Linked DNA regions of Homo sapiens: region 2 is linked to region 1. Evidence: chromatin loops called from intact Hi-C (ENCODE). Cell type or tissue: heart right ventricle. All regions are shown on one strand. Links, peaks and the distances in the headings refer to the core of each region. The heading gives the core; the rest is flanking DNA. Region 1 has its middle 32 kb from the start of TUSC1. Region 2 holds the start of LOC105375997 (a long non-coding RNA gene).

Region 1 (17,301 bases), core at 3,312-11,311:
TATGCTGAGGATTCTTTTGCATCCATTTAACATTGTGTGTATAAACAAAATTCAGTTTATTATCATATCTCATTTGTAAGATATTAGGCAGCGACATGGCTAATTTTTTCTTTTTTAAAAAAGGTCTCTGTCCTCAATAATCTTATTGTTAATTGGGTAAATGAGATATATGTACTGAAGCAACTAGGGAATCAGCTAAAGTATTTAAAAGCAGCACAAACCAACTACTTTAAATTAGAGGCAAACTTTGTTCCTGACTTCTTCTTCATAGCTATGAAAAGAATTGTCTTAATCATTAAGTTTAACAAACCACTGAAAATAGTATTAAAAAATTGAAGCACAAGAATTCTGCAAGACTTTCTTATTTAGTTCACAAAAGTAGCCTTCCATTCAAATATTAATGTTACCAAAGTCTATTATTGTAGACATGTACTACTTACTAATTTTATTGGAAGCCTTAGGAATTTTTCTCTAAACGATGCTATACACTCATTTAATTAGAAATGTTTGGGTTCATTTGAGAAATCAAAGCTCTTGTTAGCACGTCTTTTGTGCAAAGAACAACGGCGTTTATAATAGAATATAAAATTGTATACAAGTCAGTTGAGAAAGTGTCTACAAAGATACATAAACTTAAAAGGGGCACATATGCTCTGGATTTTCCCTGAAATAACCACAAATGACATGGACAAATGTGTATAAAAAATACAAAGATATTTTTAAAACCCTGTCTCCACTAAAAATACAAAAAACTAGCCAGGCGTGGTGGCATGCGCCTATAGTCCAATCTACTAGGGAGGCCGAGGCAGGAGAATCGTTTGAACCCGGGAGGCAGAGATTGCAGTGAGCCGAGATCACTCCACTGCACTCCAGCCTGAGTAACAGAGTGAGACTCCACCAAAAAAAAACAAAAAACAAAACAAATATATAGCCTTTCACCTGAAAAATCATCTGGTTGGATACCTTCTTTAAAATTTCAGGTCCTCTTTCTCTACCAGAAGATGCCTTTTCTTTCCTCTAAACCTCACCAAACAAGATCCCTTATTGTTATCTGTCTTCAAGTATTATATTCTTAAGTTTTATTCTTCTGGAAATAATAATGGCACCTTCTTCATCTGAGTGTCTACCACAGTAACACCAAACAGTGAACACTAAATTCTTTTTATCTTATCATTGTCTTCTTCATAATCATAATCATCACCACCACCACCATCATCATCGTCATCATAGTCATCTTTATTCTCATAAACCTTTCATTTGTTTGTTCATAAGTCTTTCATTTTCAAAGAATTTTCAAATGCTTGTTGAAAAGGGTAACACAACATTTTCAATCAGATTATTAATTTTTAAGAGGATAAAGAATAGCCTGAGGTACTTAGAAATACGTAATAATAAAATGTTTCCTGAACTTAAGGTGTTTAAATTTCATAAAAACAAGAACTGAAAAACATATGCTTATGGGCTTTCTGATAGGATTTGCAAACATATGGCTTAATTTTCAGTAATTCTTTACCAATACTCCTTGAGGTATATAAGATTTTTCTCTTCTAAATTTCCTTCTTTAACAAGTCACCTAAGATGAAGGTATACTAATTGAGGTATAATAATATGAAAAGAGTAAAACTCTCCTTATAACCTCTTTTTTTAGCCCTCAAATACCCCACTGATCCTGTGTTAGTAAAAAAAATGCTCATGCATAAAAGTACAGTCAAATAAGTACAGTACAAATAAGACACTGTGTTAATGTTATATCTTTTAATCTTTACCATTTAGAAAGATAGATGTTATTGTTTTCTATTTATCCAAGGAAATTAAAAAATCAAAAATTTTAAAAATCTGGAGCTACATTCAAATTCAAGTTTAGTTTTTAATCCTCTCTAAATCCTCAGTGACCAAAGAATCCAAATGTTAAGCAAAACAAAATTAAAACTAACATAAAAATTAAAACGTAGGCCAGGTGCGGTAGCTCACACCTGTAATCCAAGCACTTTGGGGGGCCCAGTAGGGCAGATCACTTGAGGTCAGGAGTTTGAGACCAGCCTAGCCAACATGGTGAAAACCCATATCTACTAAAGATACAAAAAATTAGCTGGGAGTGGTGGCACATGCTTGTAATCCTAGCTACTCAGGAGGCTGAGGCAGGAGAATTGCTTGAACCCCGGGAGGCAGAGGTTGCAGTGAGCTGAGATCACGCCATTGCACTCCAGCCTGGGTGACAAGAGTGAAACTCCTTCTCCAAAAAAATAAAATGTAAAAATCCATTTATGCAATTAAAGCACAACATAATAAAATCTTGGGCTTTTTAACCTCTTTGCAATGTTTGGATTAAACACATAAGATGGAGGTTTAATATGATGACCAAATACATCCATTTCAAAACAGATAAAGAGTTGTCTCTCAGTAATCAAATGTTAATTGAGTACACAAAATCTATATAGTAACAGGTGTTTGAGATTCAGTAGTTAGCCATGCAATTTCAATTAAAAGAGGCTACCTAAAATTTCATGATATAGGAAGAAGTGACAAATGTCAATTTAGTGTCATATCAGAAATAGCAGCAATGGCAACAAATATAGCTTTAAGAAGCATGTGAAATCCTGATGTTCTAAAGCTTCCTTATTTGCTTAAGAATTTAAACAGTAACCTTTTACTATAATTACTCTTGCTCCAAATTTATGTCCAACATAAAATAAAAACTCTTTTACGTATCATAAGTCATTGACCTATGCCTTTATGCATTCACATCTCATGTAAGACGTCCCCCAAACCAATGAGTTACGCAAAATATATTCAGAGATATTGAAGACAAACAACATGGAAATCCTAAGACCTTTGGGGAACTCATGTTGCAAGCTATCTTGGCTAAGCATCAATGAAAATGATAGTTTTTATCACAACACAAATATAATGTTAATCATTTCATGATATTCAATCTAATTCTATTTTTATCATATCAATAAATTTAAAATCTAGCTTGAAAGACCAAAAAAATGACTTTTGTTTATACATGAAACAATGACCATCATGTCTGCCGACCAAATCAAATCACTTCAAGCTGAAAGGTCAGGCGGTCTTGACAGAGTTGGAGTCAGAAACCTTCAAGTTAAAAATTCACATACCTAATTCTTTCTGTTGCCCCTGAAAAGTTAAATAAATAAGGTCATAAAGAATTAAAGTAAACATAGTAGTGTCAAACCTTGCTGTCATTTTTAATATGTCATACACAGAAGCTGAATCATTAGGTTCTGAAATTGTATTCACTTATAATTCATTTTAGAACCTACTTAATTAATATTCATAAACATCTCTTTCTGTCCTTTGTTTCTAAAATTAACACAATTCTAAAACTGGAACTCTTATGTTTGCCTAAGAGTTTAAATCTGTGTTATTTTAACTTTTGCAAAATCAACAGAACTATGTAACTATCCAAATAAACCAAAATCAGTTTTCAACACTTTTATGTAATGAGTAAGTGAAAAAAAATTTTAGACAAAAAAATGTATAGGTAATACTTTCAGTTCTTTATTTTAAAGCTCTGAAACTTGGTATAGTGCTTAGAATTGAGTACGATGGTAGGCAGAATAATGGACCCCTGCAGATGTCCATATTTTAATCCCTGGAACCTATAAATACATTATGTTACATAGCAAGGGGAAATTAAGGCTGCAGCTGGAATTAGGTTACTAATCAGATGACCTTAAAATAAGGACCTTATTCTGGTAATAACTAAGGAGATTATTCTGACTCAATGTAAAATCAAGGGTCCTTATATATGTGAAAGAGAAAAGCAGGAGAATCAACGTCAAAGTGCTACAGCATAAGAATGACTCCACTAGCTATTGAGCTGCTATTGAGCTCTTGGATCATCACCATGATCCAAGAAACTGAGCTGCCTCTGGATGCTGGAAAAGTCAAAGAAATAAATTATTCCCTGCAGCAGCAGTCTCCAGACTTTTTGGCACCAGGGGCAAGATTCATGGAAGACAATTTTTCCACAAATGGGGGATGGGGGGACGGTTTCTGGTAGAAACGTTTCCACCTCAGATCATCAGCCATTACTTAGATTATTATAAGGAGTGTGCATCCTAGATACCTCACATGTGCAGTTCACAATAGGGTTCGTGCTCCTTTGAGAATCTAATGCCGCCACTGATCTGACAGGAGCTAGAGCTCAGGCAGTAATGCTGGCTGGCCTGCCACTCACTTCTTGTATGCGGCCAGGTTCCTAACAGGCCACAGATCTGTACCTATCAGTGGCCAGAGTTGGGGACCCCTGCCCTAGAGCCTTCAGAAAAAACATATTCCTGCCATTCCCTCTATTTTAGTCCATTGAGACCAATTTCATACTCGCAACATCAAGAACTGTAAGATAAATTTGTGTTATTTTAAGTGACCACGTCGGTGGTAATTTGTTACAGCAGGAAGAAGAAACGAATACAAACACATTTTGTAAATATATTACTAGTAGCAACTGGTTGGTTTATTGATAGCAACACTCCTAATACCTAACACAGTACCTGGCACATTGATGAAATAATTATATTTAACTGATTACCAGATTTAACTTTCATAGTAGAAAATTTAACCGCACAGACACAATATATTGAGTTCACACTTTAATTCCTATAAGTCACATGTATAGTATGAGGAGTTTGGAATAATAAAAAAAAGAAGACAAGATTTTGTCCTGAATTTTATAGTTTTTTTTTTTTTTCATAGAGACAGTAAAGTTTCACATGGAAACAAAACAAACAAATAATATTGCAATGACATATACCTATCTATAACAATGCTGAAGCAATGCTACTGAAATATCACCAAGGTAAGGAAACCCAGGACTAATTTTGTGGGAAAAACAGAACATTATTTCAGAAAATCTGTCAGAATTATGAAAGCTTAAATGAAATTTATAATCTTCATTTTTAACAGAAGTCAGCTAAACACTAATGGCAATTAATAATGCCTTCTAAAATGAACCTTTAAAATTGGTATAGTTATCTATATAATAGAAGTAATATTTTCATGACTGGTAATTATGAGGCAAAATTCTCCTTAGAAATATAAGTGGCTTCCTATTTCATAGTCAATCCTGCAATGAAAATGCATGGATTGATAAAAAATAAAATTTTTATTTATTAGTTTGTCAGTAATACATATATACACTATATATATATATAGCACTATTTTACTACCCTCAAATAATCTTAATGAAAAAAATAATGCAGTGGAGGAAAGAGTCAATAGTCAGGAATCATAAAGAAAAATGTTTCCTATCATTCTTTTTCACAACTAACAAAGCAAAATTAAAGTTAATATATTTAATTTGGGGGCAGGGAAGAGGAGTAAAATTATATTCCTAGCAAAAATAATAGTTGTGATAGAACAGAGATATAATTAGAAACACCAGAATGCATCTTAGCCATTCTGTTGGCCTCAGACACCTGAATAAAAATAAGACATTAGAAAAGATGAACATATAAACCTCTTACCCTACTATAAATTATAGAAAAAGTGTTGTTTGTTTTTGTGTTGTATTTAAACAAATCTTAGTCAAACAGTACCTGTGTTGAAATTGGGTAAGGAGCCAAGTTGTGTTTCCTATAGAGTCCTCCAATGTCTTATAGGTCCTATATCAAATTTGCTAAAATTCCCCAAGTAAATGAGAAAGCTTTGCCTTTGTCTATTCTAGGTTTCGTCAGTATCCACAAAATGCCATTATTTCTAAGAAAAAGGTCAAACTAACTGAAAAGAATCCAAATCCATTATGATGGGTTAAATCGATAAAATCGAAGGATTATTTATTTAACTCTGAAGTGCTGGCAAGTATAAACTAACTGAAATTAGGGGAGCAGTTTAAGTGGAGTATGAAGGGAGTGTGAGAAAGTAAAAGCAGATTTTAATATAAAATGATAAATTTCATTTAAGTAATAGACTACAAGCCAAGCTTACTCATGAGCATAGATGCAAATGTCAAGGTTTTAGAGAGCTAAATTCATTACATAGGAAATATAGTACACCATGATCAATCCAGGTCAATCCAGTAATACAAGGGCGGTTTAATATGTGTGGGTTTTTTAGCTTCTTGGCAAATTAAAGGAGAATACTGTATGATCATCTCAATCTTTATAGAAAATAAAATTCAATACATTCATTATGAAAGTTTTCACAAAGTGTAAACTAGCAAAAATGAAAAAGAGCTAGAAAAAGTGTTATCTTCCTAAAAACAGACCTTTTAAAAACAAAATATGGTAAAGATGTACATTATAATTGCTTCTATTTCACATGCTTTTGGAAGTCTTACCATGGTAAAGAAAGGGAAAAAATAAGATTATTAGAATTGTAAACAATATAAAAATTATTATTCACAGATGCTGTAATTACTACTTTGAAACATCAAAAGCATTACAGAAAAAAGTGTAGAAATAATAAGTTTAACAATATGCCTGAATACATGGCATCAATATACTACAATAAAATTAAATTCTGTGCACCAGTAGGAAACACAGAATATAGTAATCATCATTCATCATCATCATCATCATATCTATCATGTATCATTGCTATCAAATGTAAAGCACTTAAGAAATTTCTAAGAAAACATATGTAAATGCTATGTAAAAAATATAAAATTTTATTGAAATATATTTAAAATGTCTCAAAGGATAGATCACTCTCATGGACTATGAGATCTACAAATTTATATATAGATTCAATATATGAATCAAAGTTAAATATTTTTAGAAACTGACAAGTTAATTCTGTAATTTATACCTTAAAAAAGGCCCAAAAAGAGACTTACACAAAATATTTTATCTACATGAAAGTTAATCCATGGTGAAAAAATTAGAACATTGGCTGCCTCATGGAATGGTGCACAAATTGACATGGGGGGAGGCATTAGAGAACTTTCTGGAAGGATGGTGATGTTCTGTAAGTTGACAGCCATTTGAGTCGTGCAACAGGTGTATGCATATATTAAAACTCATGAAATGGTACACATATGGTTTGTGCATTCACTGCAAATTTTTACCTAGAAAAGCTTACTTAAATACATATTGAACTCAAATATTAATCTGAAGTATCTGGTGTCAAAAAGTACTGATATCCTCAATTTAGTCAGAGCAATTGAAAATAAGATGAATTGATGGATAGAGGGATAGATAGATTGGAGATTGGTGATCAACCAATTAAGTATATATTTTAAGTGATGGTAAGTTTCTAGAACTTTGGGAGCTGGAGATGAGAGGATCTCTTGAGGCCAGGAGTTTGAGATCAGCCTCATAGCAAGACCCCATGGTGACCAAAAAAAAAAAAAAAAAAAAAAATAGCTGGACCCAGTGGTGTGCACCTGTAGTCCCAGCAACTTGGGAGGCTGAGGCAAGAGGATCACTTGAGTCCAGGAGTTCAAGGCTACAGTGAGCCACTGCAACTCCAGCCTGGATGATAGAGTGAGACCGTCTCAAAAAAAAGATGGTAAGCTTACAGATTACCAAGAAATCTTACATAACAATCAAGTGAAATGGTATGATCATTTTGAAATACAATATAACACGATCTTATAAAATTGAAACCACAAACCCTGTAATTATATGTTTTTGAGGTAAACTTGTACTAATTGTTCTGAATAGTACAAGATACAGCAGAGTTCCCAGTAGACAAACAGCTGAAAATAAGCCACAAAAAGCTACCAGATTTTATTATATTTACATAATGGAATATCTTATAACAGTAACAATAAACACAAAACATGCAAACTCATGGACACATTTTAGAAATATATTGAGCAAAAATAATGTAAAATATTCAAGAATAAAATATTGTTTGTATACATTTCACAAAAGCAAAATAAAGTATTTTAGGGAAACTTTTATATATGATGAAAGCTTATTTTTAAAGGGAGAATGATAAATTCAAACTTCAAATTAAGACACCCCCGACCATGAGGCAGAAAGATGGTGTATTAGTTCATTTTCTGTTCTTTGTAACATAATACCTGAAACTGAGTAATTTTAAAAGGAATTTATTTATTACAGTTCTCGTCTGGAGGCAGGCAAGACCATAAAGGAGTGCATATAGTGAGAGCTTTCTTGCTGCTGGGATCTCTCTGAAGAGTCCCCAGGTGTCTCAGGGTATCACATGGGAAAGATGCTGAGCGTGCTCATGTGCTAATTCAGGTCTCTTTTTTCTTATAAAGCCACCAGGTCTCCTTTCATAATAACCCATTCATTCATTAACCCATTAACCTATGAATAACCTATCCATGAGGACAAAGCCCTCATAATTCAATCACCGCTTAGAAGGGCCACCTCTCAATACTGCTGCATTGAGAATTAAGTTTTGAAATAAATTGTGGTGGGGGACAAATATTCAAACAATACCAGATGGAATAGCAACAGACACCTAGCTGATGAAGCAGTGTTTGCTATATCCCAGTTTATTAATTGGGTGATAAATTCACAGGTGTCAATTTTACTATTATGGTTCATATCTAGCATAGATAGATAGATAGATAGATAGATAAAATACACACTCATGCAATACTAGGAAATAAAATGTAAATTGCAACACCTTACAAAAAATTTGCTTTTAATAATCAAAAATGAAAAGTCCAACAAGAGAGGTGAGGAAATTAAATATCTGAGAACGACTCCTACCCTGTGAAAAAGCTGCATGCTTTCCACATATGGTACTGCACTTGCTGCCACTGAAAAGGCATGTTTGATACTTTGCAGAAGAGTTTAATATTCACTTCCTCAATTTATCCTCACAACTCTAGAGGTGGTATTATTTTCCCCACTTTCCCCATATTGCACATGAGAAAACTTATTTTAAGAGAGGCAAAGTGATTTACCCACGATTGCCAATCAAGTAAGTGAAGACAGCAGAACTGGAATTCAAAGTTGCCTAACTCTAGAGGCCAAGATTTATCACATTACACCTAGTAACCTCCACAGATTTCCAGGGATCAGTTGTCTCATCCAAATTGGACATATTATAAATTTATTATAGGAATACCTTTTAAGAAAGCCCTCAACATTATGAAGTTCCAAAGGGATTGAACCAAAACACAGTTAAATTGCACATCTAAAAATTTTATGTAGTCAACAAATAATAAAGAACAGATTTTTTTTTTTTTTTTAAGACTGAGTCTCACTCTGTCGCCCAGGCTGGAGTGCAGTGGCTCAATCTCAGCTCACTGCAACCTCCACCTCCTGGGTTCAAGTGATTCTCCTGCCTCAGCCTCCCGAGTAGCTGAGAATACAGGCACGTGCTGCCACCCCCGACTAATTTTTTGCATTTTAGTAGAGACAGGATTTCACCGTGTTGCCCAGGCTGGTTGAGAACTCCTGAGCTCAGGCAATCCGCCTGCCTCAGCCTCCCAAAGTGCTGGGATTACAGGCGTGAGCCACCGTGCCCGGCCAAGAACAGATCTTTAATACCAATGTACCAAATTGAACAATATGAGATATTGCAAAAGATAATAACATTTAGCTTTTTGTTTTTTTACAGTACTATTTGTAGTTTTCCTCAGATAGCACTGATGTTTAAAGAATGATCAGTGTCCTCAAGACAAGAATTTAATACTGCTTTAATTTCCAGCAGGTAAGAAATGACCATTCTAGTACATAGGCTCGTAATTCAGTCTGAAATTGTCATATCAAAGTGAAACTATCCTTAAAAATAAATGCATTAAGATATAATCATCACAGTTCAAGTACCAATGTTCATCTTTGTCTTTGGAAATCAGATTTTCTGTAGTTGCAAGGAAATAAAATAGATGCCAAGAATCTAGCCTATTCTAGTTGTAACTTTTAAAAAAATCTTTTATGTCTAAGAACAGAAATAGATTCTTTGTTCAATTTGTACATAAACATTGTTTCAGGAAAACATAAATATTAACCTCTTTTATTTTAAACCTCAGCCTACCTTTATATGAACTATCTCTTGACTGTTCTCCAAATTTGCTATGAATACCAATGATTCAAAAAATAAGAAAAGTGTGAGTGAAGTCACTTGGTGTATATTCCTGCTTCCACAAACCACCGTAAATCCTACAGTAGGAAGTGACACAAAACTATCAAGCATCTGGGTTGAAGATAATCCTTCAATCATTTAGAATCATGTATACAGTTTCAAGTTTACTTGGAAGGAAAATGTAGTGTTCGACCTTAAAAACAGTCAGACCTCTGCTCTTTATTAAAGTCAATGACTTCATTGTTTTTGTAATGAGAGAAACCACTTCCTTCCATCTCAGCTGATGATTTTTTTCTTCACACTTTGTCAAGAAAATAGGGGAAGAAATGAAGACCTTCAGAGTCCCTCCAATAAATCTGCCTTCCCACTTGTATCTCGTTACATACTACCTGCTCTCCTTTTTAGGTCAAAGACTGAAATGTCCCTGCTTCCTCCTAAGCCCAATCCACTCCATACACAGGTTTCCATGCTCTTTTTCCAATGTCCTCTTTTGGAGAACTTTAGTCTTCTATTCATGAGCTCTTCCTTCAAGATCATCAATCTGCCCCTCTCCATTGTATCATTCTCATCATTTAAAAAACAAAACAAAAGTAAGTTTCCCTTGACTATCCACTCACAAAATGATATTTTGTTGTTGTTGTTGTTGTTGTTGCTTAGGTGGTCATTTTAAAGAAAAGTCTTTAAAAAGTTGTTCATAATTGTGGCATCCAGGGTCCATTGTCACACTTTCCAATCTTTCTTTTCACCTGAACCACTGAGATCATTTTTTGTCAATGTCACCAACGACCCCTGCGATGACATATCATGGTTGCTTCTATGTTCTCTTCTTACTCAGCCTCTCCACAGTATCTGACACACTTGATAATCCCCCATTCCTCTTGTAGGATCTTGACATTCACGAAGTATCACACTCCTAGTTTTGTTCTATCTCACGAGACGTACCTTCTAACTTTTCGGGCTTTGGCATCTCTAGACAAAATGAAAATATTTGGAAGTTCAGGGCCCCTTCTCTTTTACATTTATATTTACTCCCCAGATTTATCCTACCCTCTATGTGCTGATGCACAAATTTGCTTATCTACCCTTATCTATTCCTGAGCCTCAAACTCCTGTATCCAAGTAGCAGGATATATCTCCATGTCTATGTCTAAAAGCATTATCTTGATTTTTTCCCTTGGTCCTCTGCTGCTTATTTGCCACAGAGCAGTCAGATTGATGTTTTAGAATGTGAAATTACATTATGTATTTCCAGTGCTCAAAACCAATGGCTTGATGTCACATTAGAGTAAGATAAAAACTTCTTACAGTTTACAAGGCAGATCTGGTTCTCAGCTACTTCTCCTACATCATTTCCAGCACATTTTTTTCTTCCCTCTGCTCACTACAATTTTCTATCTTTTTCAGATTTGATGAAAAGCAGCACATAATTTTTTAAATTTCTTATACTGATACATTTCACGGATCCTTCAGATTTTCCTTAAAACTGCACATTTTTAATTGCCCATTTTTAATTTTTAATTAATTTGTATTAACTTAATTGCTATATTTTATTTTTTTATCGCTCGTAATATTGTTGCAAATTATCATCACTGATTCTTCCAATATTTCTGGAATTTGATGAATGGGGTTCTGTTTTCTTTTTTTAAAAATTCTTTTTATGGAGAAAAGATCTTATTAGGTTGCCCAGGCTGGTTTCAAGTTCCTGGGCTCAAACAATCCTCCTGCCTCTACCTCCCAAAGTGCTGGGATTACAGGCGTGAGCCACCACATCCAGCATGAAGGGGATTTTTATTACTACTTTTCATATCATGATTATTTTAGATCAAAGATTAAAATCTTCTGTGGAGACCATGCAGACATGTCAGTGAGATAAGTAGATATAGCAGCAGTATGTTCTTCAGGTATCCTGATTTTCATCACCTCTCCAGGATATCTCTGCCATTTTTTTTCTACTATACATAAAAATTTATGGAAAACTTTATAAGAACTACAGTTTCCAATAATGGGTGAATCCAAATTTTTGTTTTACTGTACCATAAACCAAGATGATGTTTATGGCTGCATTTTCTCCTTATAAGAACTAAATGACTGATCAATTACAATAAACATTTTATTTCATAATGATACCTATTTTCCCTCTATCTTGTTTTGTTTCTATTTGACATTTTGGTAACTGCTGCATTTAATTATATTTATGGCAATCTTTGTAAATACTTTTGCAAGTAAGTGGGATATACACATTTTTAGTATATAAAGTAAACTGCAGGACAGTGTTGGGCTGCTTATCAGCAGCTCTGTTAAAATGGAGCTCATGGTTTTAGTAAATGAAAAGTTCAATGTATACCTACGCTGTGTGATTTTTTTTAAAAAAACTATTTTAATCTAAAGCTCTGTTAATAGAAAATGGTGTTTTAAGAGGAGAAAATCCCAATGTATTCTGTACTTATTAGAAAGCACTGTTCAATGGAAACATAAAGCAGCCCACATGTATATTTCTAAATATTCTTGTAGCCACATTAAGAAAGTAAAATGGAAAAACTTAATTATATTAATATATTTTATTTAATCCACCATATCCCAAAAGGTTATCATTTCAACATGTAATTAATATTACATGGTTAATGTGATATTTTACTTTTTCTTCCTAAGTATTTTAAATCCTGTGTGTATTTTGCACTTACAGCACACCTGAATTCAGACTAGCTATATTTCAAATACTTAAAAGCCACATCTGGCTAGTGGCTACCATGTTGGTCAGTGTAGTATTAGACAATATCTGTAAGTACATAACAATCTAAGTCATGGGTACATTTAAAAGGATCATAGAGGAAGCAAACCACAGATTACCATGATGTGAAATACATGGAAAGTTTAAATAATAAAAACTGAAAACACATGTATTCATTTCCTCTGAATTCTAGTGATTTCACAATATAGCATTTTAAATATTTTTATTCAAATAAACATGACTTTGTACTTTACCTCCTGCTGCAACAACTTTAAAATGCTGCAAGTAAAAACCAGCTAAAAATTACAAATTGCCATCTAAGCCTCCCTGCCTTCATGATGATAATTAGTCCTATTTTTGAAGGACCACAGATTATTGCCAAACAATTAGACACATCTCTAGAAAAACTCATCTCTTTCCTTTCAAAATACATTTTTGGAAGAAGAGAAAAGTAATGTTTTCATTTAGAGTTGAATTTGTGAATCTTCACTTTTACATTGTCTCTAATATTAAATGAGTTGGTGAAAATTTGTATACATCAGGAGAATTAAATAGAGGAAGAGTTTTGTGCATGTAAACTAGAAAGGCTCAAAAGCAGTGTCTCACAGCGGCATGCCTATACTATGACTCCATTGCCTCTTTAAGTGTAGCCTTCTTATTTCTTTTCATCATCCCAATTAATTAACCTATGCCAGAATCTGAAAAGACATTTTATAAAACAAAACTAAACAAAAAAACAGTAAATTATGCTGGATTTAAATAAATAGTGTATACACACACACACACACACACACACACACATATATATATATATATATATATATGGATCTAAATATCTATCTATCTATATACAGTTTACCTTCATTCAATTATTTCTGGGCTTTCCAAGGCAGTGACAGACTATTTTTGGGATATTAACTGGCACTAAGCACAATGCTTTTCCCAGGACAGGTGCTCAACATACATTTCACAAATGAATGATTGCTTGTTTTGTTAATAAAATAATGGATATTTTAAAATATTTTCAATCTCTTATCATATGTATGTTCGTTGAGACCTGTTCTCCATAATACTAGACTACAACCTGTTAAGGCGAACTATTTTATTTCTTTTCCTGCTTAAGACAGCAGGAGGAACACATCCATGTTCAAAAATTATGTGTCAGCTGGGCTTTATGCTTCATCAATATCCACGTAGACCAATCGAGCAAATAATTCTCATTATGAAAGACTTACTTTCAACTGGCACAAAAAGTAATAAGAAAAGTAGTTCATATAAATTGTACATGATAGAAGCAGTAAGATATGTAGGTCTGGTGGACTTAGAAGTAATTGAATTTAGTTTTCTTTGGTGAATGTTGAATACCTACAATTAAAGAGTATATCCACAAATTTTATAACATATAACACTCAGATATTATTTTAATCTCTTTAGAGTAGTGTTTTAGATTAATTGCTTTGATCATCTTGAGATAGAACCAGTTATTTTGAATCAATAAGATAAGGCTTATTTCTGGTATAATTTAAAAATCAGTTTTAATAAAAGTTATCTTAAATATTGCTTCCCTTAGCTTTAGCAAATCCTTTTCATTTTTATGGAGTTGTAGATTTTCAGTGCACCTTCACGTTCATGCATCTCATTTGATTTTCTCAACAATACTGTGAGTTGATGTTACTATGCTATAAGCAAAGTTATTAAGTTTAGCTGATTTTTCCTACTCCAGGAAAGAGGAAATCCTGAGATTCATAAAAATCCAGTCTTTCTTTGCGTAAGTGTACACCCTCTCTGATCAGCATCTTGCAGACATAGGGATAGTTTGCCATCTCTACAGAAAACCCACAATTCCTTCTCATCAATTTAACAATCCTGATGTTAAGCCCGATATAAAAAGAGAGAGAATTGTTTTTTCAGGGTTGTCTTTCGCATGCTTTATATCCTCAGGCCCAATATAATTTTTTCTCTTTGTAATGTTTGTTTTTTTCTTTCCAGACTAACCTGAGCTTTCAGGATTATTGGGCCATCCTTTTATTTATCCCCCAGTTGACTACATTTTAAATAATTTTCATTAATACTTGCACTTTTAAGACAGCAAATCAGTTAATTTAATTCATGATTTCACTCCTTTATTGAGGAGAAATGACTTTACCCAGTCTACCTCCCTTAAACTCATTTTTTCCTCTAAATTATCAGCTCCATAAGTGAAGGAGAAATAAAATCCTTTACAGACAAGCAAATGCTGAGAGATTTTGTCACCACCAGGCCTGCCCTAAAAGAGCTCCTGAAGGAAGCACTAAACATGGAAAGGAACAACCAGTACCAGCCACTGCAAAAACATGCCAAATTGTAAAGACCATTTCTGGTAATTCCTTAAGAATTTATATGTATTAGCTTGCCTTACACCTTACATCATTTATTTGAACCTGCCCTTGAAAACAACCCTCCCTGTATCATTTATATATTGCTACATAATAAGCATCACCAAAACATGACTTCAAATAAACATGCTACAAGGTTAATTATCAACTGTGAGTTCTTCTGAGTAGTGCCTTACTGAGCTGACCTCTGCAGGGCTTGCTCCTATCTATGTGATCAACTGACTGGTTGTCTGGGTACTGGCTGGTTGAGGACAGTTGGTTGGTTATTGGCTGGGGCAACAGAAGTGATCAGTTTACACTTCTTTCATCCAGCATGCTAGCCATATAAGCCTGTTCATATGGTGATGACAGGACTCCAAGGAAGACTGGAAGTGTGCATGGTCTCTTGAGTCTTAGACACCAACTGGGACATCATCATTTCCACTGCATTTGGTGGAAGCAAGTAACAACAAGGAGTAGGGAAAAAGGCTTCACCTCTTTACAGATGGAATTGCAAAATTACTTTACAAAGACAATGGATATAGGGATGGATGAAGAATTGGACCATTTTCTTACTTGGATCCTATCACATTTTCTTAACCTCTTTGTAGTACTAAACTTTTCATTCTTTCGTCAAATCTATCTTCCCTAGGTCTTTAAGAATTACAATTTCCTGGATTTTTCCTTATATTTCTAGCCTGCTCTTTCCAATGTCCTTACTTGGGTTTGTTCTTTAAATATATATTTTTCTCTAATTCATTATTGGCTTTTATCTCTTATAACTGAGCATGTTTACCCCATGATTGTGTCATCTTTTCCTACCCCCTTGCTTCAGGCTCTGCTTTCAGAGAAAATGAATTAAGAAACCTATCGTTCTCCAACAGTTTGAAATGTGTTCAGGCCTTATTACCTCTTAACTGAACTATTGCTCTAATTCGTTTCCTGGTATTTCCATCTCCAGCTTCTTTCTCCTTTCCTCTGATGTAGAGCTGGTGGAGTTACTTGAATTTAATTCTGTGAATGTTGAATACATACAATGAAAGAATATATCCACAAATTTTATAACCTGTGTGAACCCAAAGTATTTGAGACAAGTCTCAATCAATTTAGAAAGTTTATTCTGCCAAGGTTAAGGATGCATCGCTGATACAGCCTCATGCGGTCCTGGTGACATGTGCCTAAGGTAGTTGGGCATAGCTGGGTTTTATACATTTTGGGGAGATATGAGACATCTATCAATATATGTAAGGTGTACATTGTTTCAGCCTAGAAAGTCAAGACAAATCCTTTCTAGATGGAACCAAGCGGAGGCTTCCAGGTCATAGGTAGATAAGAGACAAACGGTTGCATTATTTTGAGCCTTTGATCAGCCTTTGGCTGAATACACAATTTACATGTGTGAGGAAGGTGGAGGAATAGTCACTTATGCCTTAGTCTGACTCAGCAAATCTTCATTTTTACATAAGCAGTAGGGCAGTGGAAGCAATCAGATATGCATTTGTCTCAGGTGAGCAGAAGGATGACTTTGAATTCTGTCCTTTGTCCAGCATCTGTGAAGATAAGCTATCAATTTACATTGCCAGGGTAAAATCCAACAGAAGGGTTTTAAGGTAAAGATCTGAGGCCCACAAGGAATTTCCTTGTGGACAAATTGTGAGGAAAGAATGTAGCTTTTTATCTTTGTAGCTATCTTATTTAGAAACAAAATGGGAAGCAGGTTTGCCTGATGCAGTTCCCAGCTTGACTTTTTTCTTTGGCTTAGTGATTTTGAGGTCCCAAGATTTCTTTTCTTTTCACACATTTAACACTCAAGGTATTATTTCAATCTCTTTAAACAAATGTTTTAAATTACTTACTTTGGTCATCTTGAGTTATTTTTATCTGGCCTGCCTGTGTAACCTTTCTTAAAACTACATCTGATCATGGCACCTATGTCTACCATATAATTCTAAGTTAATCACCTGCTCAAAAAACTTTGATTTTTCTCCATTGAATGATTGAATTTTGGAATTCAAGGCTTTCTACTATTTGATCCTGCCTACTTTATCCAACTTATATAAAATCCTATATATCTTTTATTTCAGTCATATAACAGTCTCTTTAATCCTAGAGCATCCCTATACATCTCTACTCATATCTCTTACTCATGTTCCCTTAGGCTTGAATAAACATTCGATGGGGCCCACCTACTTGATCCTCTTTCTGTCTTTTAAGACTCATCTCAAATAACATTTCTTCCTAGTT
Region 2 (17,301 bases), core at 3,632-11,631, 61 kb before region 1:
TACAGTTTATAGCCTTAAACTTAATGTTCTCATGCCTCTCCTTTCCCCCGGATTCTGACCCCTCTGATGATTCAGGGATGGGTGGAAGAGTAATAAGGGCATAGTAAAGGACTTAATGAAAAATCAATTCATAGTTTTCGAGTCTGGTCAAGTTTACAGTTCTTGGTTATGAGCATTTTTTTGTTAGTGGGAATCTCTGTAAACGTTTATTTGACCCACTAAATTCCATGTAGTCACTTGAGACTTCTTCTGTCGTTGCTAGCTAACCCATAATCATGTCCAGCTTCTTACTGCTAGCATCCCTGTGCCCAACTAGGTAACTTTCCTAGCCAGGAGTCAAGACTGCTCCACCCTGACCTCTGTCCTTTGTGATCACATCCATTTACAGGAAACATTCATACATCCCTTGCCCTGATAAACTCTGAGTATGCTAGTTAATCCCAATATAGTCTTCTCTACGCTGCTGTCAATGCCACTTTGGTTTTCTTGAAAATGGGTCAGGAAGCCATCTTCAGGGTCTCCAGATGGCAGGGAGCATATTTTAAACTCTGGGAGTTCCATGAAAGCCCTCTTCACTAGGCTTGTTGGCAAGGTCGCATACCCCACTGCCCTCAGCAGTGAGTGTAAGTGTAGGAGAGGCAGTGTATTTCATGACTACAGGAAGTGATACAGCATGCAGTTTATGTGAATGACCGACAGCTGGGAAAAAAAGGGTGTACTTCACAGAAAGTATCGCACCCTCGGAAGTTGTATAGCATGAAAGCTTTGACAGTTGAGACTTACAGCATAGCAATTGCTCTCGCCAAAGTTACGTATTCACAAATCACCTGTTTCTTTCTGTGGTTTATATAGTCATCCTTCAGTATCCATTGGGGATTGATTTCGCGACCCTCATGGATAACAAAATCTGAGAACGCTCAAGTCCCTTATATAAAATGGCATAGTATTTGCATATAACCTACATATATCCTTCCATATACTTGAAATCGTCTATAAATTACTTATAGTACCTAACACAATGCCTACACATCACTTCATTCGTGTAGATTCAACCTAGTACTCTGTAAGCTGCTAATTTAACTTAAGCTTTTCTTTTCTTTCTTTTTTTAATTTTTTTCTTTTTTAGATGGGGTCTCTGTCACCCAGGTTAGCTGGGACTACATGTGTGTGCCACCACACCCAGCTAATGTTTGTATTTTTCTTAGAGATGGGGTTTCTCCACGTTATGCAGGCTGGTCTTCAACTCCTGAGCTCAAGCGATCCACCCACCTTGACCACCCAAAGTGCTGGGATTACAGATGTGAGCCACCTAGCTAATTTAAGTTTTGCTTTTTGGAACTGCATAAAATCTTTTTTTTTTCCTGAATATTTTATTTGGTGGCTGGCTGAGTCCAAGGATATGAAACCCACGCATAGGGAGGGCTGACTGTATTCTGTAGCTGAGTCAGAGGGTGCAAAAGTCATGAAACTTGCTCTTGTACATTTCTTACGATGTTAAATTTTCATATGGAACTCTGTATCCCTCTCCCTTTAAGACCTGATATCTATTATGTTTGCATCTTAGTAAATAATAAGGTAGAAAAAAAATTGTAATGTCTTGTTAACCAAATATTTTCCAAAATTGTTTTATTACCAAAACTGTTTTTCCCCACATAATATTGACTAATTTTCTTGAATCAGTGATAATCCAGGTAACAGAGTTTCAGTGACGCCAACATGTAACCTGAGTTCAAACATAATAGCCAAGATAACTAGTTTTTGTCTGCCCAGAAACAGCTTTCCACTCTCTTTTTTTTTCATCCTTTTGGAGAATTTTTCTTTTTTTTTTCATGTATCAGTGGCCTGTCTTCTGTCAGAAAATAAAAGTGGGCAAAAAACTCCCCAAATCAGGCCAAAGCACTTTTTTCCACAGGATATTTTTAATAGAACCAATTTTTCTCCTCCATAGCTTTCTTAAGAAGGAAAAATATGAATCTAGAGGAGATGAGGGCACCATATTTATCTCCACATGAAGAAAGTTTGTCTGCAGAATGAAGTCAATGTACAGAGGGAGTCAGAGCCAAGAAAGAATATTTTTTGAGTTCCTGGACATAGCTGAGTCTCACGAGACAAATATATCACCAAACTTGCTTGTTACATGAGAAATCACATTCTGTTTTTTTCTTTCTCCCAAGATAGTTTGGGTTAGCTCTCTGTCTCACTTGCAACTACAAAAAATTTGACCAAAACACCCTAAATGTACCAACAACCCCTAATTAATTGTTTTCCTTTGGGAAATATTAGAAAACTATTGGGTTTTTTTTTTTTTTACCCCCAATAGCAAATTCGCAGGCATATCACAGGCAAATATTAGATGCTTCATCATTTTCCCCAATCTGTCTCCTATTTCCTATGATCCTTAATACAAAGCCAGAAACCCTGTTTGTTAGATAACTTTGCTATGCTAATGCCAAATCTGACTCCAATATCTCTTACTCTTTGCAGAACATAATAAGGCAATATCAAAGTAATATTAAATCAGTTGGCTTAACTCAAAAGCATAATTTATGTTTTGCAGTTTATGTCAATTCATGACTGCCACTAAACTAAAGCTAATGATGTTTGTACCTGAACTTCGTATTTTAAAATGAGCAAGTATATTCAGTTCTAAAGGAATATATACAAAAGTAACAGTTCCCACTGGAACCTTCTTTCTTATGCTTGTGATACACTTGGAATTATTTGCTAGTATCTACTATTATTCTTAGCGATTGAGGTACATGCTTACTAAAATTAGAATATATTTCTAAACTCAGAAGAACATGCATAGTCCACTTGAGGAACCTACTTGTTATTAAACGCTTCCCTGTGTTGGATCAAAGGATGAGCAACCACGGGAAATCAAAGAATAAAAATAAGCGTAAGACTGAACCAATTTAAAAAGCCATATTTTATTAAATGCCACTGCTATTAAATATTTTTATAGTTTCCCATCCTCTAGTGAATTTAATCTTGAGAAAAAATATACATCACTAATAGATTGGTATATGTTTGTGTGTATTGAAAATAATACATAAGCTTTTCAAGACTTAAGACATATATGTTTAAATAATTATCAAAAAAGGTAAGCATATAATGATCTTATCTTTCAAAATTCAGCCTCACATCATCAAGTAATGACGATTACCACAATAAGTTGCCCTTTGGAAAAGATAGATAGAAGAAAAATAGAAAGAGCGTAATACAGCTAGACTAAGCTACATATAGCACCTGCTAGAGTTGTGTAGTATGGAAGTTTTGGTGGGTAGAGACCCACTGAAGAGAAACAGTTCTCTCCAAAGAAATACATTCACAAATCTTTGTCATGACACTTAATCTCTAAGTGAGTTAACCTGTTAAAAATCTTCCTTTAACTAAGTAGGTAAAGCACTGATCAACTGCATTTCATAATTTTAAATGGCCACACTGGTATAAAAAAAATTGGATGGTTATTGCCATAAATTTATGAACAGAAAGAGTAAAATTGGAAAATGTAGTTTTATTTTAATTTAAGGGATTTTTCTAAAAATCAAAATGAGTGCATTCTTTGAGGCTTAATATAGATCTCTTTTTTTTGGCAGAACAACAAATGATGAAAGTAAAAGAGAGTGAACAGAGTTTTCCTATGGGAATTTAACCACATAGTTATTAGTGATGGGAAATTCATGTCTGGCTCAAAGATGCACGTATTCATAGGACTTTAGAGCTAAAGAAAATATGTAATCAGCAAATCCTACTCCTTTAGTTTACAAATGGGAAAACGAAACTCAAAAAGTTGAAGTGATTTGCTCAATGTCATACAAGGAGATACTAATAAATCTATACATGAAATTTAGTTTGTAGCCTTTTTCTATAAAATCGTGAACTTGCATATCTCTCAATTACTTTAAAGCCCTCAAAAATCCTACCCTTCCATCTTCATCTTCTCTGCTAAAATCAGAATCTTCAGGCTAGCAATGGGGCACACAAGGACAATTAATCCCACGTAATCACTGCACACCATGTAAATAATCAGCTGTCATTTTCTCAACTAAATTCCCTAATTAATACAATAATCAAAACAGAACTTTCAAAATATGTGTTTACCTTTTGAAAAGTTAAATATCTTGTGTAAGTATTGTAAAGATGCTCTTAATGGGAAAATAACTTTAAAAAGTTATGATCTAGTATGTAATAATTTTATAATAAGAGCATGCATTAAATATTATAAAAGCTGAAAGATTTTAAGTTTAGGGTATGTGCATTTATCACCTTTAAATTTATAACTTCCAACTGTAAGCCTGAATAAGATATAAATTCATTTGTCTTTGAGTGAATTAAAGTAAAATGGTTTATTTTGATCATTAAACTTTCATATGATTTACAACTTCTTGGCAACAAACGCGTATTTTTTATTGTCTAAAAGGCATAAAATACAACTACCTCAGAAATTATCTCTTGTCCATCTCCATATACGGCAAGGATTCTGGAGGACAAAAAAAGCACTCCAGTTTATTGAAGATTACCCAACTCCAATGGTGGTATCACTATCAGAAGTCATCTATTGAGTTTCAGCTTGCTGTACTTTCTACCACTTGTTACTAGAGCATACCTTCAACTTCAATAAATGGACCTTTTGTCGTCTCTGATATTTAGCTTTACTTTATATTAAGGACATCCTTTAATCTGTGAAGTGACTGTCAATAGCTACACACAAAAATTCTTAACTCTTCTTTACCTCAGTTATGGAAGAAATAGAAATTGAGGTGACAGCCTGCAGTAGACAGCACAAAGGATCATGAGGAATCAAGTGGGGTTATTTCCACAGCCATTTGCTACTCTCAGCTTAGAAGACTCTTATGTCATGTTGGGTTCTTTCTTCTAAGGGCTGGCATCACTTGAGAGAAGAAACAGGGCAAAGAATGCAGCATCCTCAGTTGAGGTCAGGAATACTGAAAAGGGATATTAATGGATTGAGCGTCAAAATGTCGTGATGGATGTCTTTCCAAGTATTTAACAGAGGAAGCAATTTGCAGGCTGGACAACCTGATTTCTAAATTCTAGCAGTTTCTCCTTCCACTCAGGATCCTGACTGCTCAAAATTAAATCACAATAAAGATAAATGCAATGTGTTAAGTTGTCCCTGAACTATTGGAATCAGATAAGAGGTGTACAGCATTGTGGGGAGATCACATAAGATTGTGATAACTCAAATGCTCAATTTGTCAAATGGCTCCTTCTGTTGGTGCAGAGAGCTGAAGCATTTTCATGAGCTTCAGATCAAGATCTTGAGCAAATGCTAGAAATAACTATTTTGTTTTGTGGGGGAACAAAGATAAATGTGTTCTGAATTATGAGGAGGAAAAACTAGGTGTGATTAAGCTTACATATTTCCAATGCGTGTTTCTTCAGGAATAAAACTACATAAACATTTTATTTGCCTCCAGTTCTCATTATTCTGCACACTATTTTCAGTCCTGGTAAAAGTAACAGCAATAGCACTTTGCATTTATACAGCACCATTTGTCCAAAAACTCAGTAATATTATGGATAGAAATAGTTTAATTTATTCTTACAGTGCATTTTTATGTAAATAAAGGGTTATATTTCATTTTACCTTTTTGTTTTTTTGTTTTAGATATAGAATAAATTAAAATCCAATTGGCAAAGTTTTGCAGAGAACATTACATAATAACTGAAAACTGCTTCCCTATTCACCATTATACTTCCATCAAGGACAGGGATTTGGCAAATACTTTGGCAAAAAATATCACAATAGAAGTTTAAAAATACTCCCCCTACCTGCATTTGAGCCATTAGCTTACATGCAGCTTTTCCTACCAAGCCACCAAGTCTCTCTTGCAACACTCTTTTTGCTTGAAGAAATGCAAATCTCTGTGAACAGTTAATTATATTAAATTTTTAATGTCATTTAAGACCAGATTTTGAACCCAAAAAAGATGCTTACTCAATCATTAAATTATAAGCCAAGCATAGGAGCCACTTTGTATAAGCAATGGGCTTTCAAATAATGGTCAAGTGCTGTAAAGTCATTTAAAAATTAAATGTGTTTATAGGCATATGTTATAATAGTCAAAAATACTGCAAACTAGATGAAACTGAGTATATAAAACAGTGGAAAGGGCTTAGGACTCTTCTCAGAATAACTGATGAGGGGAAAATGGTTAAATATTCAGGAAATATATCAGGATCATTAACATCATGATCAAGGACTCAAGAAATAATTAGGCTTCTGACAATCAGAATCCTGGACAGATTAACAAGTCCAGTAAATAGTCCTCAAACAGTGATTTGTCTCTACCATTGAACTTTTAATGGCACCAGAAGTAACCAGCTTTCCTCCTTCAGCATGAAACTCTTCAAAAAGTTATTTCCCTCTCAGCAACAGTGATTGATTAGATGTGGACTGAACCTCTCATGTATGTATCACAGATTTTCTGACTTGAGAGCCTGTGTTCAGTCTGTCCAGACATATTTTAATTTTCCTCCTAGCTCTCTTCCATGCTATTTGTCATTTTTGGTTCCTACATTTTCTAATGTGAGGAAAAAATTTGAAATTCTCAAAAATCCTGTTTTACAAAAAAATTAAAAAGATGGCCTAACCTCAAGACCTTATGTAACACTGAAAAATGTCTATATTAAAAAGCCATGCTTTAAGTGAATTTGAGAAATCTGAAGTACAGGAAGAAGAGAAATACAAAGAAATAAAATAAATTGCTACCATTAGGTATCATAATAACCTGTATTCAAGTGCACTAACAAGTAAAAAAGAGTAATAGTAAATAATGCTATGAACCTCCAAAACATAGATAAAAATGAGTTAAAAGAAGAATTCCACTGTGTGTGTATGAGTGTGTGTGTGTGTCTATGAATAGCACCATTATGTTTTGTCATTGAGTTCAAACTCCATTTCAAATAATGTTATGATGTGAGTAGACTGGGAAACCTCTCCTAAATCGGTATTTATAATGTACAGAGTGATTCTTAATCTAAAGTTTTAGTTTCTGAAAACATACATTATCCAAAGCCTCAGAGAGCACAAGTAGTTAGGCAACTAGGTAAAAGCAATGGTCTATAATGTTTCATGTAGAATGCCAGGAGACATACATTCAAAATGAAGGATCAACATCCCAGAGTCTGAAAAATAGCTAAAGCAGTGTTAAGAGGGAAGTTTACGAAGCTAAATGCTTAATCAACAAGTTAGAAAGATCTCAAATTAACAACTTAACATACCTAAAAGAATGAAAGAAACAAGGGCAAATCAGCTCTAAAACTAGCAGAAGACAAGGAAAAGATGAAATCAGAGCTGAACTGAAAAAACTGATATGTGAAAAACCATACAAAAAAAAATCAATGAATCCAGGAGGTTTTTTTTTTGAAAGAATAACATAGATAGATAGACCCCTAAGTGGACTAATAAAGAAAAAAGAAGATCCAAATAAAAACAATCAGATATAACAAAGGGAATGTTACCACTGACCCCAAAGAAGTAAAAAAAAAAAAAAAAGTCCCTCAGAGACTACTAGGGACACCACTATGCACACAGCTAAAAAACTTAGAAGAAATGGATAAATTCCTGGAAACACAACCTCCCAAGATTGAACTCCTCAAAATATTGTATCCCTGAAGAGCCCAATAATGAGCTCCAAAATTGAATCAGTAATAAAAAGCCTACCAACCAACAAAAAAAAAAAAAAAAGAAAGAAAAAAATGGCAAGGACCATAGCCAAATCCTACCAAATGTATAATGAAGAGCTGGTACCATTGCCACTATAACTAGTCCAATAAACTGAGGAGGAGGGGCTCCTCCATAACTCATTCTATGAGGCCACCATCATCCTGATACCAAAACATGGCAGAGACACAACAAAAAACTTCAGACTAATACTCTTGATGAACATAGATGCAAAAATCCTCAACAAAATACTAGCAAATCCAATTCAGCAGCATATCAAAAACGAATCCATCACAATCAAGTAGGCTTTTATCCCTGGGATGCAAGTTCAATTCAACAGACTCAAATCACATAACCAGAACTAAAAACAAAAACCACATGATCATTTCAAGATACAGAAAAGGCTTTGATAAAATTCAACGTCCCTTCATGCTAAAAACTCTCAACAAACTAGGCATTGAAGAAACATACTTTAAAATAATAAGAGCCATCTATGACAAACCCACAACTAACATCACTGAATAGGAAAAAGCTGGCAGAATGCCCCTTAAAAACCAGCACAAGACAAGCATGCCCTCTCTCACCACTCCTATTCAACATAGTCATAACCAGAGCATTAAGGCAAGAGAAAGAAATAAAAGGCATCCAAATAGAAAGAGAGGAAGTCAAACTATCACTGTTTATAGATGATATGATTCTATGTCTAGGAAATCCCATAGTCTCGACTCAAAAGCTCCCTGATGTGATAAACAGTTTTAGTCATGTTTCAGGATACAAAATCAATGTACAAAAATAAGTACACAAACAATATCCAAGGTGAGAGCCAAATCAAGAATGCAATCCCATTTACAATTGCCACACCAAAAAAAAAAAAACTAGTAATGCAGCTAACCACAGAGATGAAAAATCTCCACAGTGAGAATTACAAAACACTGCTCAAAAAAGTCAGAGATGACATGACACAAACAATGGAAAACATGCCATGCCCATGGATGGGAAGAATCAATATTGTTAAAGTAGCCATATTGCCCAAAGCAATTTACAAATTCAATGCTATACCTATGAATATACCATTGACATTTTTCACAGAATTGTAAAAAATCTACTTTAGAATTCATGTTAAACCAAAAAAAGAGCTCAAATAGCCAAGACAATCCTAAGCCCAAAGAACAAAGCTGGAGGCATCATGCTACCCAAATTCAAACTATACAACAGGGCTATAGTAACCGAAACAGCATAGTACTGGTACAAAAACAGACACATAGACCAAGGAAATGGGATAGAGAACCCAGAAATAATGCTGCACAACTACAACCATCTGATCTTTGACAAAGCTGACAAAAACAAGCAATGGGGAAAGGACTCCCTATTTAGTAAATGGTTCTGGGATAACTGGCTAGCACTATGCAGAAGATTGACACTGGACCCCTTCCTTATACCATACACAAAAATCAACTCAAGATGGATTAAAGACTTAAACGTAAAACCCAAAACTCTAAAAACTCTGGAAGACAACTTAGGAAATACCATTCATGACATAAGCACAAACAAAGAGTTAATGACGAAAATGCCAAAAGCAATTGCAACAAAGGCCAAAATTGACAAATGGGATCGAATTAAAAAGCTTCTGCACAACAACAACAAAAGAAGCTATCAACAGAGTAAACAGACAACCTCCAGAATGGGAGAAAATTTTTGCAAACTATTCATTCGACAGAGGTCTACTATCTGGCATCTATAAGGAATTAACCAAATTTACAGGAAAAAAACAAACAGCCCCATTAAAACATGGGCAAAAGACATGAACAGGCACCTCTCAAAAGAAGACATACATGTGGCCAATGATAATATGAAAGAAAGCTTAAAATCACTGATCATTAGGGAAGTGCAAATCAAAACCACATTGATTTGCCATCTCACAACCTGTCAGAATGCTTATTATTATAAAGTCAAAAAATAACATATGTTGGTGGGTTGCAGAGCAAAGGGAATGCTTATACACTGCTGGTGGGAATGTATAATTAGTTCTGCCATTGTGGAAAGCAGTTTGGCAATTTCTAAAGGAACTTAAAACAGAATTACCCTTTGACCCAGCAATCCCATTATTGGGTGTATACTCAAAGGAATTAGGAATACACATCATTCTACCATAAAGACACAAGCATGCATATGTTTATCACAATCCTATTCACAATAGCAAAGACATAGAATCAACCTAACATGCACATCAACAATAACATGGATAGGCTGGATAAAGACTGGATAGACTTTATCCAGTCTGGATAAAGAAAATGCGATATAAATACACCATAAAATATCACACAGCCATAAAAAAGAATATCATAAAATATCACACAGCCGTAAAAAAGAATGAGATTATGTCCTTTGCAGCAACATGGATGGAGGTGGAGCCATTATCCTAAGCAAACTAATGCAAGAACAAAAACCAAATGCCATATGTTTTCATACCTAAGTGGAAACTAAACATTGACTACAGATGGACTCAAAGAAGGGAACAACAGTTACACTGGGGCCTACATGTGGGTGGAGCGTGAGAAGAGGGTGAGGATAGAAAAACTACCTATCAGGTACCATGCTTATTACCTGGGTGATGATGAAATAATCTGTACACCAAACCCTGTGACACGCAATTTACCTACATAACAAACCTGCACATGTACCCCCGAACCTGAAATAAAAGTTAAAAAAAAAATGTAAATAAATGTATTTTAAAGAATTTTTAAATATAAAAGCACAGTTGAATTTAGAAAAAAAAAGGATCAGTATAGCATATATTCTTATTTAAGGCAACTTGCAGTTAATAGTATTTATTCATTTACTCACTCATTTACTCGACAACCAAAAATATATCTTAAATACTCATTACATACCAGGCACTTTTATAGGTATAGAGGTTATATCAGTAAATAAAATAGTCAAAAATCTCTGCCTTCATGAAGTTTCTGTGGGAAAGACCATGTAAAAGTTGATAAATCTATAGAGTAAGATTCAAGGTGTTACTGAGGAAATAAAGCTGCAGAGGAGAACCAGGAGGCCTAGTTGGGGATTGGGATATAAGTTAAATAGAGGGCTCAGAGAAGAACTCTCAAGAAGATGGCAGTTAAGCAAAGACTTGAAGGAGGTGAGGAAATTCACTCTGTAGATAGATTGGGGTATAGCATCATAGGAAGGAGGGTATAAACAAATGCGAGATTGCAGAGGTGGGAGTCTACCTAACATTTGTGAAGATCTGTATGGCTGATGAAAAGTGGGAAGGATAGGAAGTAGTAGGAGAGGAAGTGAGAAATATAATAAAAGGTGGGAAGACAAATCATGTAGGGTTTTTAGGCCATTTTAAAGACATTGGCTTTTATTCCAAGTAAAATCTGAATTCACTGGAGAGTTTTTAAGCAGAGAAATGACTTCTGCTGATGCATGCTTTGGCAGATCTACTCAGAATGCTTTGCTGAGAACAGACTTCAGAGGGATAAGATGAAAACAGAAAGATCAGTCAGGAAACTATTGTAAAAATCTACAGCAGGGTGTTTGCAGATAGAACCAGGACGATTATAGAAAAGGTACTGAAAAATGGGAAAATTCAGATATATTTTAATGATAGGGACAACAGAATTTTCTGTTGTAAGTTTTGAAACAAGAAACAGAGACAATATACAAAAACTAACAAAACCCTTGGGGGAATGCGGGATATTTTGTCCTGAGCAATTAAAAGTGAAATTACCACTAACTGAGGTGGGAACAATTGTACCAGGACCTGATCTGTGTGACAGAAGAAAATCAAGAGCTCTAGCTTGCACCTGTTAAGTTTAGACATTTTTCAGGTATCACAGTAAAGTTGTCTATAATCCAGGGGTGAGGTCCACACTAGAAAGAAAATGCTGTCAGTCATCAGATGGTATTTAAAGCACAAAGCCAAATAAGAATCCCAAGACAGCATAGATAGAAAAAAGGTCAAAGCAACTGACAAAGTCCAACATTAAGAGATCAAGAAGATGAGGATAAAACCATTAAAAAGATTAATATAGTGAAGATGACAAAGAAAAAAGAAAATCAGAAGAAATGTGGTGTCAAAAAGTCAAGTGAAGAAAGCAATTTAAGGAGAAAGGAATCTTCAGCTATGTCCTATGTGAATGATAAATCAAGTCATGAGAATCAAAACTTGACCATTAGATTTAGCATTGTGATGTCATTGGTAACCATGCCAGAAGTAGTTTTAGTAGAGAGGCGAAGGTTGCTGAGAGAATGGGGAAAAGAATTGGAGGCAGAAAGCGTAAACAACTGTTTTGAGGAATTTTGCTACAAGGATGAGCAAAAAAATGGTGTGATACCTGGAGGGTAGTAGAGATGAATAATTTTTTTAAAAATAGAAGCATACAATTTTGGGGAACAGCACTGTGATGAGACTGATAGAGTAGAAAAGGGAAATTTGGTGATAGAGGACAGAGAGTGATGTTTTTGAGTAGGCAAGAAAAGATGAATCTATTATATCAGTAAACAGGTGGGCCTTAGATACAGGCATGGTGAGTTCATCCCTGGGAACAACAGAGAGAGAGGACACATGCAAACAGATGCAGATGGAGGATTTATGAAGAAAGTTTGTAGTATTTTTCTTGCAACTTTCAATTTTCTAAGTGAATTGGGAAGTACAGTCATTGACTAAGAATAGGCATAAATTTAAGAAAGGGAAATGTTTAATAAGACATTGGGATAATAAATAAGCTGGAAATTGTATGATGCTAGAAGTATTTAGATTCATTTAAAGTTAGTGGATAGTAATTTTAGATGAGAATAATCAGCATGTTTCTAGATATTTCTCTAGCCATAGTCAACTGCATGAATGCAAATGTGTGCAGGAAACAGTACAGGCCAGGCACGGTGGCTCACACCTATAATCCCAGCACTCTGAGATGCTGAGGCGGGTGGATAATTTGAGGTCAGGAGATCGAGACCAACCTGGCCAAAATGATAAAACCCCATCTATACTAAAAATACAAAAAAAAAAAAAATTAGATGGGCATGGTGGCCCTATGCCCAGCTACTCAGGAGGCTGAAGCAGGAGAATCCCTTGAACCTGGGAGGCGGAGGTTGCAAGCCGAGATTGTGCCACTGCACTCCAGCCTGGGTGACAGAATGAGTGAGACTCCATCTCAAAATAACTAAATAATAACAGTTATACTTTTCCAGGGTTGATGTTTTGTCAAGTATGTAAAGTGAGAGGGTGGTAAAGAAGTTGCATGTGTGTATCACGGCATGGTTTAATGATGGTCAACAAATTCAAGCTGGGGTGGAGGGTTACAAGGACATGCAGGGGTAGAGAGGGTGTAGAAAGCTATGAGAATAATTGAATTTTTTTTTTTTTTTTGAGATGGAATGTCACCCAAGCTGGAGTGCAGTAGCACGATCTCGGCTCACTGCAACCTCCGCCTCCTAGGTTCAAGCGGTTCTCCTCCCTTGGCCTCCTGAGTAGCTGGGATTACAGGCACCTGCCACCACGTCCAGCTAATTTTTTTGTATTTTTAGTAGAGACGGGGTTTCACCATGTTGGCCAGGGTGGTTTTGAACTCCTGACCTCAGGTGATCTGCCCACCTCGGCCTCCCAAAATGCTGGGATTACAGGCATGAGCCACCGTGTCTGGCCCTCTTTAGTTGTTTCTTAACCTGTAAGTTGTTTTCCTTGAACTAATCCTATTTTTTTTGTATTTTTCCTACTTTACCATTTAATTTTGTAATCGTGTTTTCTCTCCTCAATCTGTCTTCTCTATTTTTTATCTTTTTCTTCCTTTCCCAGAATTCTATCTTTCAAATGTGCTGAAGCAGAGTTCTTTACCACCATATTCCTTATTGTCACCGTTTGTCCCAGCATTGTAAGACATTTGTCATCTTACATGAGTTGTACTTATGAAAAGGTATTGTTCACTATCCCTAGCATTTGTTGCCAAAGGTCTCTCATTAATATTTCTGACTTCACTTAGTACCACCATGTTAGTAAGCAGTGTGCAGTGACATTTCAAACATATTTAGAATTTATAGCGATTGTACAAAACAATTATTCTTGTTCATTCTATTTTTTCTTTAGACAAGAATGAAACTGAAACAGAGATGATGAGTCACCGAAAAGTTTATTTTATTCTTCTAATGAGCAGAAATATTTAACACAATTTAAGCAAATTTTTTTAAGTATTTAGAAAATTTTATTTATTTTAGTGTTCCAAACAACCTAGCAATTTTTTTAACAGATGGAAAAAAATCATGGACATTATTAAATATGGTATCCCATAATTACTTCAAAGTAAATTCTATCATATATCTGACATATTAAAATATATACTGAGATGGTAGAGTAAGCTTATCCAACCTGCAGCCCACGAGCTGCAAGCGGACCAGGACAGCTTTGAATGCGGCCCAACACAAATTCACAAACTTTCTGAAAACATTATGAGACTTTTGTGATTTTTTTTTTAGTTTATCAGCTATCATTAGTGTTAGTCTATTTTATGTGTGGCCCAACACAATTCCTCTTTTTCCAAAGTGGCCCAAAATATTGGACACCCCTGTGGTAAAGTTTTGTAGTTAATTAATTGCAAGACTTTATGATACAGATATGTCATTTTGAGTCCCAGGCAATGTCACCTACTAACTACATAACTTCTCTTTTCCTCGTGTACAACCATATGCACTAAGGCTAGGCACAGTGGCTCACGCCTGTAATCCTAGCACTTTGGGAGGCTGAGATGGGCAGCCAGATCACTTGAGTTCAGGACTTTGAGACCAATCTGAGCAACGTGGTGAATGCCTGTCTCTATAAAAAATACAAAAAATTAGTCAGTGTGGTGTTGCACACCTGTAGTCATAGCTGCTCAGGAGGCTGAGGTGGGAGGATGGCTTGAGCCTGGGAGGTGGAGGATGCAGTGAGCCGAGATTGCTCCACTGCACGGTAGCCTGGGCAGCAGAGCCAGACCCTGACGTGGCACATATACACCGTGGAATACTATGCAGCCATAAAAAGGATGAGTTTATGTCCTTTGCAGGGACATGGATGAAGCTGGAAACCACGATTCTGAGCAAACTATCACAAGGACAGAAAACCAAACACTGCATGTTCTCACTCATAGGTGGGAATTGAACAATGAGAATACTTGAACACAGGGCAGGGAACATCACACACCGGGGCCTTTTGCGGGGCGGGGGGCTGGGGGAGGGATAGCGTTAGGAGAAATACCTAATGTAAATGACGAGTTGATGGGTGCAGCAAACCAACATGGCACATGTATACCTATGTAACCTGTAGGTTGTGCACATGTACCCTAGAACTTAAAGTATAATTTAAGAAAAGCAATATTGGAGGGATTACAGTAACAAATAAAGCACTGAAAACTGTGTCTAGCAATTAAATAGTATTAACAATAAAAGTCATTATTGTTGTATAACACTTTGGTATTTTTAACATTCATAGATGACCAAGAAAGTGAATAGATTCCAGAGACTTATTCACAGTGTTTCCTCTCAGATTTTTAATGGATAAGCATTAATAAAAACAGATGAGTGAGTACAGTTAATTAAATGAATGCTAAGTCAATTTATATGGCTTGCTGAATTATGATAGGCACATTTTAAAATGTGGTAACACATACATAGAATCATAAAACACATAGAATTAGGTAACATATAGAATAATAAAAGCAAAAGGTAAATAAAGCGAATAAAATATACAGAATAAAATGTCTTCTGCCTCCAAAATAGCATTTATTTGTATTAATTCTTCGAAATATTTTCTCATGTTCAGATGAAATGTGGAAAATGAATTTTTTTAATCTTTTTATTACAAATAGATATGCTTCTATTTTAATTGTGTTAAGAAATATCTAGGATTTATATTATAGAATTTCATTAATGCCTAAATTCAAACTATGGATGAATTAAAATTACATATAACCTATGATAATGTCTTGATCAATGTGTCAGAGAATGATTTTTTAATGGCATTGCTTGTCCTTTTTTTGACATAAAGTATATAAAGTATTGCTCATGTGTTACCTCATTTTCATGGTTATGTTTTCAAAGCAAAGTGAGATACATTAGTAAATCAAACCAAACTTTTTACAAACAATTGAATTGTAGACTATAGAAGAAAAGTCAGGATACAACACTCGATATTAATGTTCTCTCTCAAGTCACTTGACAAAATATCTGAGCCCAGTATTTGTCAATAAAACCAGTGCATGCACAACCGCACGATAGGCAGGTGTATTAAGCAAAATGTCTGTTTCTCAGAGTCTATTCAACCTGGTTCAGAACTGTTTTCCTCTCTGTGTGGTACTGCCCCTTGAGACTTTATAAACCGAGCTCAAAATTAGCTCTTCTATCCAGCTGGCATCTTTCTACTTGACCAACTATTAATTTCCAAAGTGCAAAAAACCCTTTAAGTCTGATTAAGAAATTAAGTGAATTTAAAAACCTATTTATTAACTTAGTACTTCACTTGGTCCTTAAAACACTAGGAATTTGGGTAAAAAATAGATAAGAAAACTGGAATTAATTAGGATTAGATAATTTGCCAAAGCTATTAAGTGTTGGTACTGGAGTTTGAATCCCAGAACCGGTGTTATTAACCATTCTGCTCTACTACTCCAGCTTGTCTATTAATTGTTTGACGTTACAAAATCACAGGTGGGGAAATATGGTCACTAAGCTCTCACACTTTCTGTTTTTGAGGATTATCTGATTATATTAGGGAGGAATAGATCTTGGCTTCTTAAAGCAATAGTTAATTCTGTGATACAAAATGTTTATTTTCAAAAGCAGTTCTTTAGAGCTAGGCCTTAATGGCTGCTCTTAATCTTAACTCATTCCACCGTATAACCAGAATAATAACTCAAATAGATTCCACTCTAAAAGCAGTGACTCTTAAATAGATTTTAGTAAAAGTTATTAAAAGGTAAGGATTACAGGGTGTCATCAAATGGCCAGTGACCGCTATTTATCACATTCTCCAAATTATCTTCCTGACTGCCCTCTTTTTTCTCAGAAACCTTGTGTCAAGTTCTTTTATCTTATTCCTCAGCCTTTATTAACATCTTCTACTCTCAAGAATTCCACTCTTTAGATGAAATGTTTTCTTTCCCATGTTCTCCCATTCTCTCAGACTAAATTCTTCCCATCATCCCTCCAGGTTTTTGTAAGCATTTAATCAGAAATGTATCCTCCCTAGAACAATGCCGATGTTCTAGGAAAGGGAATTGAGGGTTGTAAAAAGTGTACACACACATACACACACACACACAAATACAATTATGTAAGTTTCCCAGTAGCAATATTTGATAGATTTCTTCTCTTTGGGAAATTTGCAAAGAAAATGATGCTCTGGTTAAATATCTGTACACTTCCACGTTAATAATTTTGTTAAGGAGGCCAGTGAATGCGGAAATAAAATTTTTTTGCAAAAAGAATAAAATTCTTGCTACACAAAGTAGCTGCTGTTTGTGGACTTAGGTTTATATTTACGTGTCAAAGGAAGAGACTAGACCAATATTAAAGGAAGATACTGATGAATTTATAGTAGATAATAACATAAAATAACTCATTGAGGTCAT

Evidence for each region. Peaks named below come from ENCODE experiments on the same cell type or tissue, not always from the same donor. Only the 100,000 strongest peaks of a DNase experiment are listed, where the experiment ranks them.
Region 2: it touches region 1 in a loop (6-fold over the local background); 2 of 110 quality-filtered maps call a loop at or near these places.

The regions. Positions count from the first base shown.
Region 1 is chr9:25,638,093-25,655,393 of GRCh38, forward strand. No RefSeq gene overlaps it. Among named protein-coding and RNA genes, the nearest start is that of TUSC1, 32 kb to the right of the region's middle. In heart right ventricle, for the core only: no CTCF peak of the experiment used is centred there; no DNase peak of the experiment used is centred there.
Region 2 is chr9:25,576,746-25,594,046 of GRCh38, forward strand. LOC105375997 (a long non-coding RNA gene) reads right to left here and starts at 10,657. Exons shown (of 3, transcript XR_929526.4): 1 at 10,585-10,657; 2 at 5,800-5,892; 3 at 4,447-4,949. In heart right ventricle, for the core only: no CTCF peak of the experiment used is centred there; no DNase peak of the experiment used is centred there.